Linked DNA regions of Homo sapiens: region 2 is linked to region 1. The links are chromatin loops, found by intact Hi-C in ENCODE. Cell type or tissue: HepG2. All regions are shown on one strand. Links, peaks and the distances in the headings refer to the core of each region. The heading gives the core; the rest is flanking DNA. Region 1 has its middle 180 kb from the start of OSTF1. Region 2 has its middle 300 kb from the start of PCSK5.

Region 1 (12,240 bases), core at 2,031-10,030:
TCAGGCTGGTCCTGAACTCCTGACCTCAAATGATCTGCCCACCTCGGCCTCCCAAAGTGCTGGGATTACAGGCATGAGCCACCATGCCTGGCCCACTCACTAACTGTTTTAAGTCAAAGTACTGATACATGCTATAACATAAATGAACCTCAAAAACACACTAAGTGAAAGAAGCCAGACACAAAAGACCACATATTCTATGATTCTCTTTTTATGACATGTACTAAGTGTACAGAGACAAAAAGCAGAGTAGTACTTGCCTGGAGTTAAGGGTGACAGCAGGAATTGTCTGCAAAGAAACAAAAGGGAACTTTTTGGGGCAATGGAAATATTCTAAATCTGGATATGGTGATGGTCACACTACTCTATAAACTGGCTTAAAAGGGTTAAATTATATATTTACAAAGGATTAATGTTATGGTATGTAAGTAATACCTCAATAAAGCTGTTTTTAAAAAGAGAAAAAATCCATATAAGCATGCAATGAATTATATGTGAAGTAACTAAAATGAGGAATGATTTCAAGTCACTGGTGAAATGTAGGAAAGGAGACTCTTCTTTGCCTTAAGTGGAACAGGATTTATAATATTGAAATGTAGAAAAGAATTGTTATCAGAGCACTTTTGTTTGACACTTAATTTTACATATCATATTAATGTAAGCATTACTGTGTATTAGTATTCTGTTTTTAGAATCAGCTTGTTGAAAGAACTTAATTATGGTTACAAAAAACACATGAAAGTCATCTCCCTTAATGACGTTAAACCATGGCACAGCTGATCAGATGCCTTAGTCCGTTAGGGGTACCATAGCAAAATACCATAAACTGAGTAGCTTATAACAAACACTTAATTTTCACAGTTCTGGAGGGTGGGAAGTTCCTCAAGGTGCCAACAGATTCAGTGTCTGGTGAGGGCCTACTCCCTGGTTCACAGAAGGCATCTTCTCCCTGTGTCCTCGCATGGTGGAAAGAGACAAATCTGGACTCTTAACTCCCTTATAAGGGCATTCATCTCATTCACTTGGGCTCTATCTTCATGACTAAATCATATCCCAAAGTTCCCACCTCCTAACAGCATTGTATTGGGGATTAAGTTTCAGCATATGAATCTGGGGAGAATACAGATCTTCAGTTCACAACCCCAGAATTGGAGGGAGGTTGAAGACAGGGAAGGAGATATTAACAACTCATCTGTAAGATGAGAGGGAGTTGGAGTTTGGGGACATAGTTGAAAGTTAATAAAGGCAAAGAGAGTCGTTTGATTATAATATTAAAATTGTAGAGATAACTAATAGAGAAACTAAAAATAGTGATTTAACCATCAAAACTCTGGAGACAATGGTGTACTGGGTGAGGTGAGTGAGCTATACCCTCATATATCATTATCAGATCTCAGAGCATGAACAATCTCTGGAGGTGCCTTAGTTCCCACCTTTGAGAGCTAAAATAGTTGGGGTGCTCCTAGATTCCTGTAGACTCTTCTACTTCTTTAATAGAACTGTGCTCTCTGCTGCTGCTAAGTTTATACTGGTTTTTAAACTTTTTATTACATTCAATCCAAGGGACACACAGTAGAAGAATATATGAAGATGAGCATATTCTATTAACTGAATAAAGTAGATTATAAGAACAGAGAGCTTATTTTCCCCCCTTCTAGGTAAAGAAAACCCCATTAGCAGTACATTCCACCCTCTACCCACAATCCTTTCACAAAAAGGAGAAGTGACTGGGTTTGAAAATAAAATAGATATGCATAGCCCAGCACTTTCCCCCTTCAGATGTCCAGGGAGTGAGCTATGAAAGTCCAGGTTCTTTTATGACTTCCAATGCTGTTAATTTAAAAGGAGACGGCCTCACATGAAGAGACTCCTGTAATCCAGCAATATACTTTTGAAATACGTGTGTAGCTAGATACGGAAGTCGATCGTCATAAGCCTCAGCATTAGGAAGTCCTCCTGCCTACAGCTGTAAAACCACCCTGCAATCTAGATTTTATTAGTAATTCATGTGACACTTTGACCTCAACCTGCATTAAATCTCTGTAGTTAATTCTCAATGAATGCTGCAGAAGGGGGTACTATTTATGTTATTTCCATAAAGATCACATACTACCTGTATAGATGCTCCTCAACTTACAATGGGGTTACATCCTGTTAAACCCACTGTAAATTCAAAATGCATTTAATACACCTAATCTTCTGAACATTGTTGCTTAGCCTACCCTTCCTTAAATGCACTCAGAAAGAACACTTGCATTGGCCTATAGTTGAGCAAAATCACCTGGCAACACAGTACACTACAGAGTATCGGTCGGTTACCCTCATGATGGTGTGTCTGTGGCTGACTGGGAGCTGCAGTTCACTGCCACTGCCCGGCATCATGAGAGTGTATTGCAGGGCATATCACTTGCCCAGGAAAAGATCAAAACTCAAGGTATGATTTCTACTATATGTATATCACTTTCACACCATGGTAAAGTTGAAAAATCATAAGTTGAACCATCATAAGTCAAGGCCGTCTGTACTACTTTCCCACTTTTGAAATGTGTGCGTGTGACAACACAAGAAAAAAAGTAAAGGACTGGAAATAGACATGCTAACATATAATCAGTAACAATTGCTGGGTGATGGTGGAATAAGTAAGGCTTATTTTCCTCTTTTACTCTTCTGGGTTTCTTGAATTATTTTCCTCAAAAAAATCTGCATTAATTTTATTATCAAAAAGAAAAGTATATGTTCATTTTTGGAAATTTAAAAAGCTTGGGCCACATCAGGAAAAGGCATGATGTCCAAAATCAAGGACAGAGAGGAGACACATTTGTTTCTCAACAGCCAACTGAATTACAACTTTAAAACATTCTTACAGATGTCAGATAAGACCTTGTCTTGGGCTGACCAATATCATCTTATATTATCAAAATGCTTATAGTCAGCAGTCACCAGTGCCTGGATTGGTTTCACATACTTTTATAGCCACAGTTAGAAACTTTCTGATAACATTTTAGTAAACTCTTGAGTAACTTTGGAGAGAGAATCATCATGCTTCAATTCATTATATGCAGATCAATAAAGAGAAGTAGGAATAGCACAAAATATAATCCTAGTATAGTCTACCCTGCTGTTAAGTAAAGCTGCTTTCTTTTTTCATTGCCCAAATGTATGGCTTGCACCCAACTAGTCACTGCTTGGGGCCAGAGTTAGAAAATTTTCTCTTCCTAATTTATGTTTCATTGACTTTTTATGGTGGCAGATATTGATCTCGCTTTGTGTGCCATCAGATCAAATGCTGCAACCCAATTCAGAGCCAAGATCATGACTTTCAGTGATCAGCCTTTAATGTGCAGGAAAAAATGGAGGTGGAAACATGATTTATTTTCCTTTTGCAGGCTTTTTATTATAGACACAGATGTTGGGAGCTTTCTCAGCTACAGTCAGCTGTGGAATGGGGCAGGTGAACTGCCCTGCTTTCCTGGAGTGCCACAACCATAAAACAAACTGAACATTCCAGGAATGACTCATTTGATTAGAAGAGCCAAAAACCAGCACTAAGCAAAAGCAGAAAAGAACAAAGATCATTTTTCATTAGGGTTACTGATGGTCCCTAGGCATGGTCAAAGAAATGATGGAAGAGGCCACGTGCGGTGGCTCACACCTGTAATCCCAGCACTTTGGGAGGCCAAGGCAGGTGGATCACGAGGTCAGGAGATCGAGACCATCCTGGCTAACATGGTGAAACCCTATCTCTACTAAAAATACAAAAAAATAAAAATAAAAAATTAGCCAGGCATGGCGGCACTAGTCCCAGCTACTCGGGAGGCTGAGGCAGAAGAATCACTTGAACTCAGGAAGTGGAGGTGGCAGTGAGCCGAGATCATGCCACTGCACTCCAGCCTGGGCAACAGAACAAGACTTCATCTCAAAAAAAAAAAAAAAAAAAAAAGGAAATAGAAATGATGGAAGAATGATTGTCTGTTTGTTATATAAAATTAGAGACACAGGAATATCATTAATATATTTGTTCCAGAATTGATAGCAAGAATGGCTTGACTTGGCTTAGGCCGTATCCTTTTGTTGCTTATAATCCTTTATTAGTTTCTCTGAACATTTTTTAAAGAGACTGACTTCATTAGTAGAGCAGAACCATATAAGTTAAAGTCTACACAATGCATTCCAAGAGATGGACATGATTATGTTGGGCTAGAATGCCATTATAACAGACATGAGGAAATATGTAGATTATCTCATCCCTGGAGACCTTACAGATAACTTCTTGTGGTACTGGGATTTGTGGAGTGAATTCCCATTGCCTTGTTACACCACTGTGGAAGCTAAAAAAGAGAATGGGACATTTTAGAAATTGTGCATCACTGAAGAACAGGAGTATTAAGAAGAAATTTAGGCTGGGCGCAGTGGTTCACACCTGTAATCCTAGCACTTTGGGAGGTTGTGGCAGGTGAATCACCTGAGGTCAGGAGTTTGAGACCAGCCTGGCCAACGTGGTGAAACCCTGTCTCTACTAAAAATACAAAAAGTAGCTGGGCGTGGTGGCAGGCACCTGTAATCCCAGCTACTTGCGAGGCTGAGGCAGGAGAATCATTTGAACCCGGGAGGCAGAGGTTGCTGTGAGCAGAGACCACACCATTGCACTGAGCCTGAGCAACAAGAGCAAAGCTCCATCTAAAAAATAATAATAATTTTTATAAAAGAAACAGGTTTCTTTGATTCCCATCTGGAATTGGAAAAAAAAAGATGGAGAACACAAATAATGTTGGGTTAGGAATATGTGTGTGTTTGTGTGTCTTTAAAAGCTTTAAATAACTCCAAGTGATTCTAACACGTAGACAAAGCTGACAACTATGGCACTAGGTCCATCCCTCTTGGGATATTCTGAATTGGACAGTGCAGTTGCTTCAAATATAACAGTCATTGGCACAAACATTTAAATTAGAAATGTGTTGTCTCCCTACAGCACCTAGCTAAGCAAATATTAGTTCCTCCAGAAACATTTATTGAAATAAATCACTGATTTTAGCCTGAGAGTGGGGTCACTGTGCAACTTAAAATGTAAACAAGATTTTCTCAAATCACCAGGCCCCATACTATAGAAGGGCCACTGCCTTTACTAATATTTGTATAAATTCCTAGGAGATTCACATTCCCAAAGTCACCTCTGGCCCCAATTTCATGACTCTGCTGAATTTTAACTTCAACAATTCCAAAGCATCGAAACACATAAGACCCTCAGCAAGAAAGCATTCTATTCTGCATCACACAAACAGAAAATCCCTATTAGACATCCCTGTTTTTCAAGTCCTTTGTTATCCTGAGGCCAGAGATTCCTCACTTATTTTGTCACCTCAGGTGACTTCGCTGTCTTATGTGGCTGATGGCTGTTCCCCACCTGCCTCAAATCACTCCTCAGACCCCACCCACTCCCAATTCCCAGGTCTTTCCACTCAGAGAACAGACCAGCTCTTTGCTACCCCTGCTGCCAAATAGCTTCAAGCCCAACTCTGCACCTACCCATTTAGGTGCTCAGTTTAATGTGATGGCTTTTTTTAATCCTTTTTAGCAACACCAATGACTAGGAGAGACTCTAAGATTATAGCTGTCAACACTGGGCTTCAATTGGGGCTAATGCTGCCCCCTTGTGGTAGAAGTGAGAATGCTAGAGATGCGTAATGCAATTACGATTTCCCCAATATTATTCTTTCAGATTTTAAATGTATCTAAAAACACATCCTCAGTTGGACAATCTACTACTATCCCACCTTTAATTAAAGACTTTATACAGATTGATTAGGTACTTCTAAACTTTGATGCCAATGACTACTAGATAGACAGGAAATGTTCATGTACTAATACTTGCTATGTGGTCATTTATCTCAAAATTGCTCAGTGCAGACTGTATAAAATCAAAAGGCATCTGGTTAGCAGCTGAAATTCACTTATCAGGAATTCCAGCCTCCAAAGTATTTTAGTAAGAACTTCAAAGATGCTTACCAAAAACACCAGAGGGTTTCTTAGCATAAAGAATATTAGAAATCATTTTTCTCTGGTGAAATAAATGGAAATAAGTAAAATTCAGGATATATCATGGGTTAGAAAGATACTTGGGGCCGCACTAACCTTTCTTAAAACAGGAGAATAAAATCAGCAATCCCAGTGTCTTAATATCTTGGGACAATCCAGGGCTGTATTTGGTCCTATGTCCCTTTCACACTGCAGAAGACTATCAATTTACCCAAATAAGAAGTTCACATCTACTCACCAGAATGGTGTTGCATTGGCTCACAGGAAGCCTCTCATTCAAGATGCTTAGAGAAATGCCAAAAGTCGGAGAATAAGGCACTTTCTGGGCTTACAAGAATAGGTAGGTAGTATAACTGTTTTAATGTATCTTTACTCATTAAAAATGGGAAGGTTTGGTAGAATTTGGTTTAAGGCTATCTTCAATACAAAATGCCACCTGGTAAGAAAGTTGTTGAGAGAGGGCAGAGCAAAATGGCGGAATAGAAAGATCTACCAATCATGCCCTTCACAAGGACACCAAGTTAACAATTATCTATACAGAAAAAACACCTATTCATAAGAACCAAAAATCAAGTAAGCACTCATAGTACCTCCTTTTAACTTTATATCACTGAAAGAAGCACTGAAGAGACTAAAAACAGTCCTGAATCACCGTTGTGACCCCTTCCTCACTCCCTGCCTTGGTGGCATGGTATGGAGGGATTCTCTGGGTGCTGGGGGAGGGAGAATACAGCAATTGTGATGCACTGAACTCACTGCTGTCCTGTCAGAGCAGAAAGGAAAACCAGACCAAACTCAGCTGACACCCACCCACAGAGGGAACATTTAAGCCAGGCTTAGCCAGAGGGGAATCACCAATCCCAGAAGTCTGAGCTTGAGTGCCTCCAAACCTTGCCTCCAAGGGCTATAGCACTCTGTCTCCAAGTAAACTTGAAAGGCAATCTAGGCCATAAGGACTACAACTCTTAGGCGAGTCCTAGGGCTGAACTAAGCCCAGAGATAGTGGACACCAGCTGTGGCAGCCAAGGGAGTGCTCGCATCATACCTCCTCTAACCCCAGGCTACAACTCACAACTCCAAAAGAGACCCCTTCCTTCCACTTAAGGAGAGGAGTGGGAAGAGTAGGAAGGATGTTGTCTTACATCTATGATACCAGCTCAGCCACAGCAAAATAGGATACCAGTCAGAGTCATGAGGCCCCCATTCGAGGGCCTAGCTCACAGATGACATTTCTAGACACACCCTGGGCCAGAAGGGAACCCACTGCCTTGAAGGAAAGGACCCAGTCCTGCCAGCATTCATCACCTGCTAACCAAAGAGCCCTTGGACCTTAAATAACCAGTAGTAATACACAGGTACTACGTAGAAGGCCTTGGGTGAGCCTCTGAGACTTGTTGGCTTCAGGTGAGACTCAGTACATAGCCAGCTGCTGTGGCTATGGGACAAAACTTCTGCTTGAGAAAAGCAGAAGGAAAAGTAAAAGGGACTTTGTATTGCACCATAGGTACCACCATCACCACAGGGGACTAGAGCACCAAGAGGGTTCTTGGGATCCCTGATTCCAGGATGTGACTCTTGGATGGCATTTCTGGACCTAACCTGGGCCAGAGAGGAACCCACTGCCCTGAAGGGTGAGTCCCAGGCCAGGTAGCCTTCATGACAAGCTGACTTTAGAGACTGTGGGCCTTAAGGGAAGATGAGTGTTAGTCTGGCAGTACTCACCATGGCCTCGGTTGGTAGTAGCTACAGGGTGAGGCTCCTCTGCTTCCATCTTGTGGCATAAGTGACAGCTTAGCCACACTGCAATAGAATATCAGGTAGATGAAGGCTTTTGACTCTAGTACCCCACTCCCAAACAGAACTTCTGGGCCCACCTAGGGCTTGGGGGACCTCTCCCTAAAGGGAAGGACATAGGCCTGGATGGATTTGCCACCTGCTAATTATAGAACCCTAGGCCCTTCAGCGAACATAGGCAGTAGCCAGGGACTGGTTACAGCAGGCCTTGGGTCAGGGACTGGTTACAGCAGGCCTTTCTGAGACACAGTGCTGTGCTGGCTTCAGGTCTGACCCAGTGCAGTCATAGTGGTGGTGGCCACAGGGGTGCTTGTGTCACTCAGCTTTAGGTGACTGATAACAAAGAAAGAGACTATATTTTTAGGAGAAAGTAAGAGAAAAGAACAAGGGTCTCTGACTGGTAATCCAGAGAACTCCCCCAGATCTTGTCCAAGACCATCAAGGCAGTACCTCTGTAAGTCTAAGTCTGCAAGAATCACAGCATTATTTGACTTGGGATGCCGCCAAAAGCAGATACATCTTAAATCACAGCACCCAAGTCCTGTCAAATATCTAGAAAGCCTTCCCAGGGAGGACAGCTACAAATAAGCTCAGACAGCAAAGGCTAAACTAAACACCTAACCCTTTCAATGCCCAGACACTGAAGAACATCTACTAGCATCAACACTATCCAAGAAAACATGACCTCACCAAATGAAGTAAATAAGGCACCAGGGACCAATCCAGGAGAAACAGATATGTGACCTAGACAGGGAATTTAAAATAGCTCTATTAAGGAAACTCAAAGAAATTCAAAATAACACAAGGAAGGAGTTCAGAATTCTACCTGATAAATTTAACAAAGAGATTGAAATAATTTAAAAGAATCAAACAAATTCTGGAGCTGAAAAACACAATGGACATAGTGAAGAATGCAACAGTCTTTCAATAGCAGAATTGATCAAACAGAAGAAAGAATTAATGAGCTTGAAGACAGGCTGTTTGAAAATACAGTCAGAGAAGACAAAAGAAAAAAGAATAGAAAATAATAAAGCAACCTACAGAAACTAGAAAATAGCCACAAAAGAGCAAATCTGACTGGATCTGGGAAGATGGCTGGCTGAATAGGAACAGCTCCGGTCTGCAGATCCCAGCGAGATCAACACAGAAGGCTGGTGATTTCTGCATTTCCAACTGAGGTACCCGGTTCATCTCATTGGGACTGGTTAGACCATGGGTACAGCACACGGAAGGTGAGCAGAAGCAGGATGGGGCATCACCTCACCCAGGAAGTGTTTAACAGGCCGGGAAACTCTCTCCCCTAGCCAAGGGAAGCCATGAGGGACTGTGCCATCCAGCCCAGATACTATGATTTTCCCACAGTTTTTGCAATCTGCAGACCAGGAGATTCCCTCACGTGCTGACATTACCCAGGCCCTGGGTTTCAAGTACAAAACAAGGTGGCTGTTTGGGCAGACACTGAGCTAGCTGCAGGAGTTTTTTTCATATCCCAGTGCCACCTGGAACCCCAGTGAGACAGAACCGTTCACTTCCCTGGAAAGGGGGCTGAAGCCAGGGGGCCAAGTGGTCTTGCTCAGTGGGTCCCACTCCCAAGGAGCCCAGCAAGTGAAGAACCGCTGGCTTGAAACTCTTGCTGCCAGCACAGCAGTCTGAAGTCGACCTGGAACAATAGAGCTTGGTGTAGGGGAGGGGTGTCCACATTACTGAGCTTTAAGTAGGTGGTTTTCCCCTCACAGTATTAAGGGAGCTGTTGGAAAGTTTGGACTGGGCAGAACTCACTGCAGTGCAACAAAATGGCTGTGGCCAGACTGCCTCTCTAGATTCCTTCTCACTGGGAAGGGCATCCCTGAAAGGCAGCAGCCCCAGTCAGGGGCTTACAGATAAAACTCCCATCTCCCAGAGCACCTGGAGGAAGACAAAACTGTGGGTGTAGCTTCAGCAAACTTAAACATTCCTGCCTGCTGGCTCTGAAGAGAGCAGCAGATCTCCCAGCACAGCGCTCGAGCTCAGCTAAGGGACGCACTGCCTCCTCAAGTGGGTCCCTGACCCCTGTGCCTCCTGAGTGGGAGACACCTCCCAGAAAAGGTTGACAGACACCTCATACAGGAGAGCTCTGGCTAGCGTCAGGCAGGTACCCCTCTGAGACCAAGCTTTCATAGGAAAGAGCAGGTAGCAATCTTTGCTGTTCTGCAGCCTCCTCTGGTGATACCCAGGCAAACAGGGTCTGGAGTGGACTTCCACTCAAACTCCAGGAGACCTGCAGAAGATGGGCCTGACTGTTAGAAGGAAAACAAACAAACAGAAATCAATAACATCAACATCAACAAAAAAGACAGCCACAGAAAAACCCCATCCAAAGGCCATAAGCATGAAAGATCAAAGGTAGATAAATCCACAAAGATGAGGGAAAACCAGCAGGAAAATGCTGAAAATTCCAAAAACCAGAACGCCTCTTCTCCAAATGATCACAACTCCACTCCAGCAAAGGCAAAAAACTGGACAGAGAATGAGTTTGATAAATTGACAGAAGTAGGCTTCAGAAGGTGGGTAATAATAAACTCCTCCTAGCTAAAAGAGCATGCTCTAACCCAATGCAAGGAAGCTAAGAACCTGGAAAAAAGGTTACAGGAAATGCTAACTAGAATAACCAGTTTAGAAAAGAACATAAATGACCTGATGGAGCTGAAAAACACAGCACAAGAACTTCATGAAGCATACACAAGTATGAATAGCCAAATCGATCAAGCAGAAAAAAGGATATCAGAGATTGAAGATCAACTTAATGATATAAAGTGAGAAGACAAGATTAGAGAAACAAGAATGAAAGGGAATGAACAAGGCCTCCAAGAAATATGGGACTATGTGAAAAGACCAAATCTACGTTTCATTGGTATACCTGACAGTGATGGGGAGAATGAAACCAAGTTCGAAAACACTCATCAGGATATTATCCAGGAGAACTTCCCCAACCTAGCAAGATAGGCCAACATTCAAATTCAGGAAATACAGAAAACACCACAAAGATACTCCTCGAGAAGAGGAACCCCAAGTTTCACCAAGGTTGAAATGAAGGAAAAAATGTTAAGGGCAGCCAGAGAGAAAGGTCAAGTTACCCACAAAGGGAAGCCCATCAGACTAACAGTGGATCTCTCTGCAGAAACCCTACAAGTCAGAAGAGAGTGAAGGCTAATATTCAACATTCTTAAAGAAAAGAATTTTCAACACAGAATTTCATATCCAGTGGAACTAAGCTTCATAAGTGAAGGAGAAATAAAATCATTACAGAGAAGAAAATACCGAGAGATTATGCCACCACCAGGCCTGCCTTACAAGAGCTCCTAAAGGAAGCACTAAATATGGAAAGGAAAAAGCAGCCACTGCAAAAACACACCAAAATATAAAGACCAATGGCACTAAGAAGAAACTGCATCAACTAATGTACAAAATAACCAGCTAGCATCATGATGACAGCATTAAATTCACACATCACAATATTAACTTTAAATGTAAATGGGCTTAATGAGCCAATTAGAAGGCACAGACTGGCAAATTGGATAAAGAGTCAAGACCCATCGGTGGGCTGTATCCAGGAGATGCAGCTCACATGCAAAGACACAATAGGTCAAAATAAAGGGATGGAGAAATATTTAATAAGCAAATGGAGAATATGGCTGAATAGGAACAGCTCCAGTCTACAGCTCCCAGTGTGAGCGACGCAGAAGATGGGTGACTTCTACATTTCCAACTGAGGTACTGGGTTCATCTCACTGGGGCTTGTCAGACAGTGGGTGCAGGACAGTCGATGCAGCCCACCGAGTGTGAGCTGAAGCTGGGCAAGGCATTGCCTAACCTGGGAAGTACAAGGGGTCAGGGAATTCCCTTTTCTAGCCAAGGGAAGCTGTGACAGACGGCACCTGGAAAATCAGGTCACTCCCACCCTAATACTGTGCTTTTCCAATGATCTTAGCAAACGACACACCAGGAGATTATATCCCGTGCCTGGCTCAGAGGGTCCCACGCCCACGGATCCTCGCTCATTGCTAGCACAGCAGTCTGAGATCGAACTATAAGGTGGCAGCGAGGCTGGGGGAGGGGTGCCCACCATTGCTGAGGCTTGAGTAGGTAAACAAAGCAGCCAGGAAGATTAAACTGGGTAGAGGCCACCACAGCTCAAGGAGGCCTGCCTGCCTCTGTAGACTCCACCTCTGGGGGCAGGGCATAGCTGAACAAAAAGCAGCAGAAACCTCTGTAGACTTAAATGTCACTGTCTGACAGCTTTGAAGAGAGTAATGGTTCTCTCAGCACAGAGTTTGAGATCTGAGAACAGACAGACTGCCTCCTCAAGTGGGTCCCTGAACCCCAAGTAGCCTAACTGGGAGGCACCCCCCAGTAGGGGCAGGCTGACACCTCACA
Region 2 (12,240 bases), core at 1,608-9,607, 320 kb before region 1:
GCTTATAAACAAAAGAAATGTATTTCTCAGTTCTGGAGGCTGGGAAGTCCAAGATCAAGGCAACAGTAGATTCAGTGTCTGGTGAAGGCATGCTTGCTGGGTTGTAGATGGCACCTTCTCATTGTGTCCTCACATGGTGGAATAGGCAAGGATCTCTCTGGGGTCTCTTTTATAAGGGCATTAATCCCATTCATGAAGGCTCCACCACTGGGACCTAATCACCTTCCAAAGACCTCAACTCCATATACCACCACACTGGGAATTATGTTTCAACATATGAATTTGGGGGAGATGCAAACATTCAGACTATAGCAAATGGAGACCGCAGGCTCCCTGTAGCCTACTCCATGGATAAGGATAGAGGGATAGCAAGATTAGATCATCAGACAGACAGTCAAAAAAACCATGTCAATGAGGAAAATGGGTGAAGCAAAAGGAGTAGGGTGAATCTGAGCAGCCCCTGAATAATTTTACTGAGGAGGCAAGTGCATCATGCTTCCTAAGATGACCTTAAAAGGTTATTTCTTTCCTTATTGGTTTCTAGGTGGCTCTAAGCATGCTATTCCTGTGAGAGTCAGGAGTGATTATTGAGGAGAGATTACCGTAATATTTAACAAGGTATTGAGCCCACCAATCATAATGTTAAATTTTTAGTTGGTGGAGGCATGAGAGGAACCAATGGAGGTAGTCAGGGCACCAAGGCAAAGAAAGGGGTGGATGGGAGGGATGGACAATGGCTGTTTATTAATTAGTAGGGTAGTATTTCAATATTTTTAACAACCGGTAAGGCCATTATGGATGTTTGACTGATGAACAGACACTCTAGATCCACCCTTTTCCTTGTGAGAGCCAGGAAGTGGCAACCACTTTTCACTAGAGTCTCCCTCTTCCCGTTGCCAGGCTTCTTGGGAGTCTGGTCTACTACAGGTAGACCGGGGGGAAAGAGCTGATATCCAGACACACACCTATTTCCATGTGGCTAAAGCAGGCTCTTAATGTTTTCTAGATGTGAAGGCATTTCTCTGATGTTCATTCTCATTAATCTTGATTTTTTTTTCTCTTTTGCTCAGAGTAGCTGTCTCTGTATTTCACTAGAGGCTGAAGATGAACAAAAAGCTCACACCAGATGCTCATGCATATTTCTGCATGTGTACTTGAAAGAAAAACCTTTCGGAGGAAGCAGTTTCTGCCAGGCCAAGTTGTGGAAGGAGAAAATGAAACCTGAAAGGTTGAAATGAAGGACAGAGGTAGAGGCAGGGACCAGGGGAAAGAGTTAGTATGAGAGTTGAGAGGCAGTCAGGATGCAGGTAGGTTAATTAGAGCCAGGTACAAAAGTAAGTCATGCCCAAATGGACTAGAAAAATCAATGATATATAGAATCTGGTAATTATAGAGGAAGCAGAATCCAGGATGTGGTAAAGTATCTAGAAATCAGATCTATACATCCTCAGTGGAAGCAAACAGGCATAGTGCTTGCCTCAGAGTCAAGACATTTTATGAGATGAGCTGTAGACAACCTGGTGTATCAGCCCCCAAGACACTTGAGTTCTTTATGTTCATATAGGTCTCCTCGAAAGAAAGGTGGAGAAGGCTGAGTTGGACTAGATCAGGCTGGATTGAGTTGAATTGAACTGACCTCCAGTGGCTGGATCTAGTCTGGCTGAGGAGACAGGCCTGATAAACACAACCAGAGGGTCAGAGAAGAAAAATCACATAACTTTCCACACTCTGAGAACAGGTTGGAAGAGGAAAAAGAAAACATTTGATTTCTTAATCACCAGATCTGGCCCCAAGCGTCTTGTGTTTAATGTCTGAAAAGAGTATCTGGTCTGCCAACTTTCTGTTTTGCACAACTGCCCAAATGCATTACAGCTGTTCGTTAAAAAGCTCCTGATTCTAAAGCAACTGCACATCTTAGTCCTGTGATTTGAATGCCATAGGAACTTTTATGTTCTTTTTTTGGAAAAATCTAATAATCTCCCTTTTAGAAGTTGATTCCTCTTCAGTGAGCCAGAGTTATAGGTCTTCCAAAATTCAGTCTGTGCTTACACAGGTAAGTCTAGTTCTACTAGACTTAGGCCATTTAGGGCTTCCACTTCTAGTGACTGGAGATACATTTACTCCACGATCTTAGAGCACTTCGGCACACGGACAATCTAATAGTATGTCCTGGAATAAGTTGGTGTTCACCAGAAAAACGTGGAAAAGATTTTTCTGGTTTACTAAACGCTATTTTTACATTTCTTCTTTTATTGTTTGCTTTTTTGTCCCTACACAGAGAAGCCTTCTGAGATTTCCTTACAAGTCTTATTAATCTGAGACGACTTTACATTGGCCATCTACCCTATAATAATGTTAGAGTTCAGCTGAGCATGAAACATTTTCATGGGTTATATGCAAAGAAATGTAGCAGAAAAGAAGACTAGAGGAGTGACTTTATAAAACCCAGTTCCAAGGCCAGGGACTGATGTATTTCTACTGTAAAGGTCATCGGCAGTGGAATGCAGGAGGAATTCTGCTCTAGAAGTCATTTTAAAGGCTATCCGTCCATTTCAGTAGCCTGGTGGACAAATGAAATTTAAAATGCATAGGAAATTACGATATATGGAAAAACCAGTAGCAGCAGAACCAACTGGGTAACATCATCAACCAGTTCTACATGTGGATTCAGAACCGCAGCCACTTTTTTGAAAGAGAATTAGCATAAGCAAGGAAGGTCAACTGCCTCCACAGCCACTCTGTTAGATTTTGAGTTTATTCTATATAGTTAGAATTAGTGGTAGAGAAAACTAGGAGAGGCAGAAGGTAGGAGCAGTGTCAGGGTTACCATTGATGCCCAACCTAAAAATATATAAACAGGATTAACATACCAAATTTTGTCTAGAATCTGGTTGGCAGCAAAGGACACTGGATTCTAAGTAGAATCCTGGCAATATTTTGATCCCACTGGGGAAGGGACAAGGCTATTCATAATTAGGATGAAGACAGAAACTGACCCTTCAGTTCTTAAACATTTGGACATCAACTCTGAGCAATTAGAGAAGTCAGAGCTAGCACAACATAGCAGGTGCTGCTACTTGGCTCATTCCAAATACATTACATCAATATCAAGCAAGAAATGATTAAATATTAAGGAAGAGTGGATGCCAGAATGTAATAGTGTCCATCTTCTAAATCAGTGATTCTCAAATGTAATGTGCACAGGAACCATCCGGGGATTTTGTTAAATATGGATTCTGATTCAGTAGGTCTGGGCAAGGGCTTGAGGTTATGTGTTTCTAATAAACTCCCAGGTGATACAGTTGGCCCATGGACCACACTGTGAGTGGCAAGGGTCTAGAGCAGTGGTTCTCAACCACACTGGCCACACATTAGATTTGAATAGTGCTGATAGCTGGGTTCCATTTCTGGAGACTGATTTAATTGCTCTGTATTCAGCTTTGGTTTCCGATGGTCCAAAAGCTCCTGCAGGTGATTCCATTTAGGAATCCATTTATAGCCACTTCCATTGGCTCTCCAGGGGTTTTACAGGTTTTTAAAATTAATTTTATTTTTACTTCTACCATTAAGTTCTCTACTGATTCTTCTGGGGACTGTAAGTGTTCAGAGTTTTAGGCACTCTGGGTATTTTTTCAGTCATGGAATATTTCAGAGTAATAAATCTTATTAATTTTTTATTTTGTAATTTGACTTGGAAGTGATGACACTGTATATCCCAGAGATTTTTGTTTGTTTTGCTTTTAACTTTTTAAAAACTTACTATAAAATGGACCTTTCAAAATAGTTCTTTATAACCGTAGGTAGATTGGAAGTTTATATATTCTGTTTCAAAAAAAAGCATTTCTTGTCTTCAGCAGTCTTCTCACAGACCTCTTCCATTGTGTCCATTTACTTGTGTTGCTTGGATTGCACCCTAATGATGTATTTGTTCTCTCATTGCCCTCATTGGCTTGAGCCCATTGCAATAGCACATTCTTAGGAAGTTGATGCCTTGTTTAATTCCACATATTTCTCTTCTTAGAGAGAGGGGGTAAACAAGGACAACTATCAGTTACAAGATGTGTGGAATGCATAGATAATCTAGCACTCTATTGGGAAGATTGTTTGTATGAAGAAGCTCCAGGAACTCTCTCTCTCCACTTAAATCATCCATTCTCTTAAATCTCACTTCTTCCTAGCCCGCCAGCCTCCTCCACACCCATTTCACCCCTCTTCACTATCATCACAGAACAGAAGGTTTGCATCAATTAACAGACTGGCTTACGAGCACTTTGACTCTCTACTAGGCTTTTTTTCCCTATTTATTGTCATTCTGTAGCATTCCAGAGGCTATTTCATCTTGGGCACAATGCCTACAGTTGGGATGGGCTGCCACCAAAGGGATCCTGGTTATGTCCTTGGGGTATGAGCAGCTTGATTTCTCCTGAGCAGAGATGAGTCAAATGTATGTGTGATTTTCTTCAGGAATTTTTTTAAAATAAAATTTTAATACAAAAATATATGGTTATTTTTCAGTGGACCGTACAGTGGTGTTTTTCAGATGAAAATCATTACTTATTAGGTGAATGGTGAAATAAATTGGTGATTCTTGACCAGCATTGTCTTTAATACGTAAGAAGAATGAAGGAGGGAAGACAAAATATTATAGAATACCCCACATTGTAAGGGTAAGTGTATGGTAGACACACCTGATAGCAATAACTTAAGTGTAATCTGAGAATGTGGTTGCACCTGATCCACATAAACTGCATGCATCTTACAAATGAGAACAGTTCTCCTGTTCAGCCCACTGTCACTGGAATGCTTTGTATGTAAGTCCCCTCAATTAAACCCCGTGTTTTGTTTTTTGGCTCCAGGTCTCTTCTTTGGCCTCTCAAACCTGGTGTCATCCCTATTAAAGCCAGCAGGGGGTCTGGCATGAAAGTAAGTATTATATTTTTTCAAGAACTGAAACTCCTGTTTCAGTTATATACCTGTAAATTTTATTTTTGCCGTTAGTTGTGTTTTAAAAGATTGAAAGCCATCATCTTAGAGCCATCATCTGTCAGCTTACCTTTACTCCAAATCTTCCAAAAACTATAACAACTTAGTGATAATTTACTATGACTTCAAGATTCAGATAAGAAGTCAGCCAGCTGTTTTGGTACAAAAAGTCGATCTGCACTTATATTCTTTGTGACCCCGCTCATCGATTAAATCCTCAAGTTTCTATTTCTAATCAGGTTGTAACATTGGATTTTGTTTGGTTCTCTTTTGTCTTGTCTCTCCTTATTGCTTATTGGACTTCCTAACCATAGAGCTCTTTCTATTCTGCAGTTTACTTATTTTTTCCCCCAATCACTTTGAGACCCTCTTCAAAGTTTTTTGAAGCTGTTGTTTCCTTTATAGGAGAAAGGAAGCATCAATGGTAAAATAAAAAGCTGGAAAGGAACAGAAATCCTGTAGGTCATCTGTGTTCTGGACTGCTGTTACCTTAGGGAGTTCACAAAGGGTGTCCCATGGGGTAGGATGGTTTGAAGGGAATCGCTTTGGATCCTCTGCCTTCACATATTTTCTTTCCTAAAATTGGTTAGACTGAGAACATCTTACAGTCAAGCCATTTCTTTCACAGTTGCCCTCCTCCTCTTCACAGAAGAATAGCTCAAGTCCCACTGTATCTTAATATGGTGCACTGCTTCAGGGTGTAAAAACCTACAAGGCACAAAATGAATTTAAAATGCTGGTGTGTGAGTGTCAGGAAAGTGAATGACCTTAAAGACTGAGTAACAAATTCATGTGCATATCAGGTAGTTTCCTAATCATACTTTTAAAAAATGGAAAAAGAGCAAATTTGTGCTGATTCTAGATCATTAAAAATAATTTTTCAAAATATATCATGTGATTTTTGGCAAATAGTTCAAAAGGAGTTCTAAAATATAAATGGCATTATTGTAATAAAACTATTCTCATTTACATAACAGGTAAGCCATCATAGATTACATCTATAAAAATTAAAAACTACAACAGAAAAGGTGCTGAGCTCTTTTGAAAATAACAAGAAATATTCATACTAATGTGAATTAATCAGAAAATGCTTCTATCTCCTTAAAAGATTTATTTCCAATAAACTTTTACATTTTGTATTTGATACTTTTTATAATTTATATACATTTATGTTGTTTTGAGTACCTGCTGCTAATCATCGTAATGATAAATTAATGAAAAAAATTAACCCTTAGAGCCTTACAGTTACAGGAAGTATATTGATATGTCAATTTCAGTTTAATTTCATATATTTTTTCCATGAATTACTCAATAAAGGCAATTAATTAAAACCTTTCCATTCTAAATATATATTACATTAGGATAAAATTCAGAGTGGGAAATGTAATAAGAATACACTACTAAAAAGTGCTTGCTCATGTATTTTTTAATGAATGATGATAGATATAAATTCATATGACATTTAGATTATATTTAATACATTTTAAAACATAGCAATTTAATTGTAAATATCAATATTAATATCTTTTATAGCTATTTACCTTTATGACAAAAAATTTAGATACATAAAATATAGAAAGGGATACTTTTTGAAAATAAGTTTTCAAAATTTTTTAGAGAGTACACACAAAAAAAGAGTCACTGATCTAATCCTCTTACGGCCTATTGTCAGGAATCTATGAGACCATCCCAATATAAGAATATTTATTTCTTACGAAAAATCCTTTTATGAATCTTCTCCTTTATAATTTTCCTAGTAATAAAATATATGCTGAGTGCAGCCTTTCATCACCCAGGGTAGTCTGAGTTGGTATGCTTGATATGAGTTGAAATATTAACTGTCAACATTGACAGAGCAAGCAGCATAAAATCAGGTCTACATCAACTTCATAATTTAGGATGTTGCTCACAGCTGGGGATTATTAGCAGTGTGGTACATTTGGTATCATGATACTTTAATTAATAATTCCTAATAACCAGGCACTTTTTTTTTTTTTGAGACAGAATTTCACCCTTGTTTCCCAGGCTGGAGTCCAATGGCACGATCTCGGCTCACTGTAACCTCCACCTCACAACCAGGCACTTTCTTTAGGGGAGTATGTACAGCACCAACAGGTAAACGAAATTTTAAAAATGGCAAAAAAGTTGAAATCAGAATTTGTTCTATTGTTTAAGATCTTGCACTCTGCTCAAAGATCTCCAACAGTGATGGCAAAAAATACATAAAGGTATTTTTTCCTAATAATGAAGAAAATTGACGTGGGAAATACCAGTGGATAAGAGTTTTCAAAACTTTCTTAAGAAACAAAACCCAGTAGAAACTAATAGAGGTAGCTAGTTTCTGATGCTATCCAGGAAAGGAAGGAATCAGACATACAGCAAAGAGGCTGTGGATTTAAGACTGAAAAGTGGCACCAAAAAGGGGGATTACATTGAAAATGTGTGTGATGAACTGATATCCCATAACTTTTATCCAGGTAAAACTAAATAAAAGGATATTTCCTTAAGAGATAACTCAATTAAAAATTTCTAGTTTTTATATAATTTTTTAAACTTTTATTTTGGGTTCAGGAGTACGTATGTACATTTGTTATATGAGTAAATGGCACGTCACAGGGTTTTTGGTGTACACATTATTTTGCCACCCAGCTGACATGCATAGTACTACATAGGTAGCTTTTCAGTCCTCACCCTCCTCCCACCCTCCACCCTCAGGGAGGCCCTGGTGTCTTGTTCCCTTCTTTGTGCCCATATGTACTCAATGTTTAGCTCCCACATATAAGCGAGAACATGCAGCATTTGGTTTTCTGTTCCTGTGTTAGTTTGCTTAGAATAATGGCCCTCAGCTCTATCCATGCAAAGGATAGTTTTAATTTTTTGTTGTCTTTTGGTCTTGAAATTATCTCTTTCCTTTGGAGTCACCTCTCCTGATGATTTACCTTGATTCAACTTTAGTTAGCTTATTGACATTACATGCTACAAGCTTTCCACAAAAACCGTTGATCCTTGATTACCTGTTCTCTCTTGAGAGTGAGGCAAAGGGCTGAGTAGAAGTTATGTGTGCATGGAGGAGGTTTGCCAACTAGAAGGTTCTGCTTTAGGATGAACAGTTACACTTAGATACCCCTAATTTTACAGTAAGGAGACCTGTGCTGTTGGGTCTTAATACTTGTGTCTGGAAGGTAAATTGAGGAAACTTCTAAGAATGTAGAACAAAGAGATAAAGAGTCAGAAACAAATGAAAGAAAAGAAAAAATGACAGTAAACTTTTATGTGGGAGACCCAACATCTGTCTAATGAAAATTCTAGAAAGACAGAATACAGAAAATAGACAGAAAAATTTCAAAGAAACAGAAGATAATTTTCTATAGCTAAAGAAGCTAGAATGGGGCTCTTGAGTGCCAGTGAAATGGATGAAAATAGCCCCATAAACATATGATCATGAAATTTCAAAAGACCAAGAATAAACAAAGGATCCTAAAAGCTTTCAGGTCATGTACCAATAATCATGATTATAGTGGCTCCAATGTTTCATCAACAACTGAATTCTAGAAAACTAAGCAATGTGGTCAAAGTACTGAGAGGACTGTATTCAGCCAGTCTCTCAATCCTGTGCGAAAGGCAAATAAAGATACTTAGAGAAACGGAGAACTCAGAATTCTTACCTCCCACTACACTTTCTAGGACATAATTTGAAGATGCACCTTAGGAAAATGAGGGAGAAAACCCAGAAAGAAGAAAACATGCGATCCAGGAAAATGAACCTAATTCAGGAGAGCAGAGTGGGGAAGTCCTGGGATGACAACTTGGCAGTAGAAACAGAGCACAACCTCAGGTTCTGAGATCTCTGTGGGAAGAAAAGGGAGAACGTGGATAGATTTCTAGCACCTCACAAACTTTCTTACATCACGGCATGAATGTAAAATGGCAATATTTGTCTAGCACAATGAGCTAAATAAAGGAGGCTTCATACCCCTGATGAGCCTTGGGTTTGCCTGACCCCAAGGCTGAGGTGTCAACTACTGATACCATCAGTAGTTGGAAAGCTCTGAATTACACAGCATTATTAAAGCTTGGATAACTTCATAATATGACAAAGACAACTGGTGATTTATTTTAAAAAGAGAGTAAAAAAATACAATCGAATCTCTGACAGAAACAATTTCTTTGGAGTGATATTGATTCATGGAGAAAAAAATGATATGCGTGCACTGTTTGACTCTGCAGCAGAAAATATTTACATAGTCATAATATGATATTATGATTTATTGATTTTTCATCTTTTAGAATCAAGGGTACATCAAAGGAAAAAGGTATAAAATGTAAATATTCTTAATATTGACAATATTAAAGGAAAGATATAGCTGATTGAGGTTGAACAATAAAAAGAGAATGCGGATATGTGGAAGGAGAATAATGATTTCGTCTTATTAGTTTGGGAGCCAAGAGATGCTGTCTATAAACTGAAAGCCTTTCTGCAGATTTCTGCCATCTGCCTTCAGCTACTGAGTTCTTAAGGAGATGGAATGTCAAGTCTTTAACCCTTGGATGTCCTTGATTGAGGGAGAAGCAGTGTGAAAAGGAGAAGCACCAGCCTCCAAGGTACCAAATGGGTGGAAATTAAAAACAACTGAAAATGGCATTGGAGAATTCCCTAAGAAGAAAAAAAGACAAAGATGTCTTGTTCCTACTGCCAAACTGCTAATAGGCATTCAAAAAATGCTAAAAAATGAAAGAAGGGTAGGGGTATTCATATGCTTTGGCTCTGTGTCCCCACCCAAATCCCACCTCCAATTTTAATCCCCATCATCCCCATATTTCAAGGGCTAGACTAGGCAGAGCTAATTGGATCATGAGGGCAGTTTCCCCCATGCTGTTTTCATAATAGTGAGTTCTCACAAGATCTGGTGGTTTTATAGGCATCTGGCATTTCCCCTGCTTGTACTCACTCTGTCCTGCCACCCTGTAAAGAAGGTGCCTGCTTCTTCTTTGCCTTCCGCTATGATTGTAAGTTTCCTGAGGTGTCCCCAACTATGTGGAAGTGTGAGTCAATTAAACCTCTTTCCTTTATAAATTACCCAGTCTCGGGTAATTTCTTCATAGCAGTGTAAGAACTGACCAATACAGGTAGATTGCAGTTTATTAAAGAAGAAACAGATTTTAAAATCCTTTTTAAAGTTTTATAGATGGATTACATAAATACGAAGAGAGGTAGGGGAGATGAGTAGTGATATAAAACAACTAAATCCTCATATCCTCATGATTCATGGCAGGAAGTCAATGAACACTGTCTAATTTTGATATTTCAAGAAGCTGCACCATAAACATATAATTTAGACATATGGGAATAACCCCAAAAGAAATAAAAATGGAAGAAGTTTACTACTGTGCCCCCAATGCCTAGAACAGTGGTTGGCTGACTGTATATGCTCAATAAATATTTGCTGAAAGAATAAATTTTCTGAATGATGTGCAGGAATGGAGGAGGAAATGAGGGACTCTGACACTGTTGCTGATATTCATTAAAAGCCTGCAGCAGTTCCATTTTTCCCTCTTTCCTTGCTAACAGAATCCAGATTTCTACTCCTGAGAGAAAGTGATCCCATCTCCAACCAAAGAGCAAATCCTGATTAGCCTATTAAATCAAGGTAATCCTATACTTCTAACCAGTGACTGGATTAGAGGATGACCAATGAGATGTGAAGGAGGGATTATTGAGAGGCAGCTTCACTCTTCTTTCTCTCAAAATTGATATGTCTGAATTTGATATCTGGACAGATATAACTCTCTTGTGACAAAGAAGAAGCTAGACTGAGGAAAAGAGCAATATTCACAGAATGGCAGAACAAAAAAAGAACCTGAGATTTCGATGATGTCATTGAATTAGCAATTAAATACATTAAATTCTCAACTTAACATGTCTTGAATGTGAGATAATAAATTTTCCTTTTTGTACCAACTAGTTGCGTTGGGAACTTCTGTTATTTGCTCTCAAAGCATAACAACAGATAAAAGTCCTTCTGGACTTTTTGATACCAATAAACATATGCCTGTGTTAATGTTTATAAAAATAAATCAAATAAGGCTATATGTAATTTCATCCAATAAAAATAGAAGAGTATTTTTTAAATTTTTTATTTAAATTGCTGGGTCCCCTAAATTTTGGTGGCCAGGTATAATTTGTTAGCGTTGCTACAAAGGAACATCTGAGGCTGGGTAATTTATTTTTTAAAAGAATAGGTTTATTGTCTTATGGTTCTGCAGGCTGTATAAGAAGCACGGCACCAGCATCTGAATCTGGTGAGGGCCTTAGACTTTTTCCACTCATGGCAAGGGGGGAAGAGCAGCCGGTGTGTGCAGGGATCACATGGTGAGAGAAAGCAAGAGAGAAGGGAAAGGTACCAGGCTCTTTTTAACAACCAGCTCTCTAGGGAACTCTCTTGGGAACTAAGAGTGAAAACTCACTCACCACCCCCACACTCGCCCCCCAGGGACGGCATTCATCTACTCATGAGGGATCCACACTCATGACCCAACCCCTCCCATTAGGCCGCACCTCCAATATTGCGAATCAGATTTCAACATGAGACATGGTGGGGTCAAAGGAACCAGATCAAAACCATAGCACCATGTTTCATGACCCAGTTATCTTCTCCTGTGTTGTGACTCTAATTCTTTTCTCTCAAAACAAATTTTGCAAATTCTCTTTCCCTCCAGTTTTATAACTTTAGAAATTTTTCCACTGTAAACACCAGTTGAAAAGGACACCTTTTCCTGGTAACAAAAAGGAAACTAGAGAACATGGCTATATTTGTCTATTTAGTTTCCTTATCATGGTATTTATTCTTTCAACAAAATGTGAGACAAAGTCAATGGCTAAAAGGGAATGAAAGAAAATTAATGTATAAAATGAGAGGAAAAGGCATAAAATAGTCATCGCAAAGATGAAAGAAAATAAATTACAGATATAAAAAGATGTTGAATGGAATATTTCCTATTATGTCCGAATTTCAGTTAAAGGCCAAAACCTGAGAGAAACTGAAAAGTCTACTAGATACTTCTGTGAAGGATCTACCAAAGGGTAGAAAAATGGCCCAGTAAACATCACATTCCATAGCTTATGTAAGAAAGACTAAGAATTCATGAAGAAGGATTGTTAGAAAGAGAACTTAGAGAAAATGATGGAGTTCTGTATAATTTATTTTACTACCTTCCGTAGACAGTAGAAAGTATACTTTGTAGAAAGTCCCAGGAGAC

Evidence for each region. Hi-C counts contacts between places; a loop is a spot of excess contacts. Peaks named below come from ENCODE experiments on the same cell type or tissue, not always from the same donor. Only the 100,000 strongest peaks of a DNase experiment are listed, where the experiment ranks them.
Region 2: it touches region 1 in a loop (4-fold over the local background); 4 of 110 quality-filtered maps call a loop at or near these places.

Annotation. Positions count from the first base shown.
Region 1 is chr9:75,259,072-75,271,311 of GRCh38, reverse strand. No RefSeq gene overlaps it. Among named protein-coding and RNA genes, the nearest start is that of OSTF1, 180 kb to the right of the region's middle. In HepG2, for the core only: a CTCF peak has its summit at 5,637 (motif pointing left); a DNase peak (open chromatin) is centred at 5,641.
Region 2 is chr9:75,581,680-75,593,919 of GRCh38, reverse strand. No RefSeq gene overlaps it. Among named protein-coding and RNA genes, the nearest start is that of PCSK5, 300 kb to the left of the region's middle. In HepG2, for the core only: a CTCF peak has its summit at 4,896; no DNase peak of the experiment used is centred there.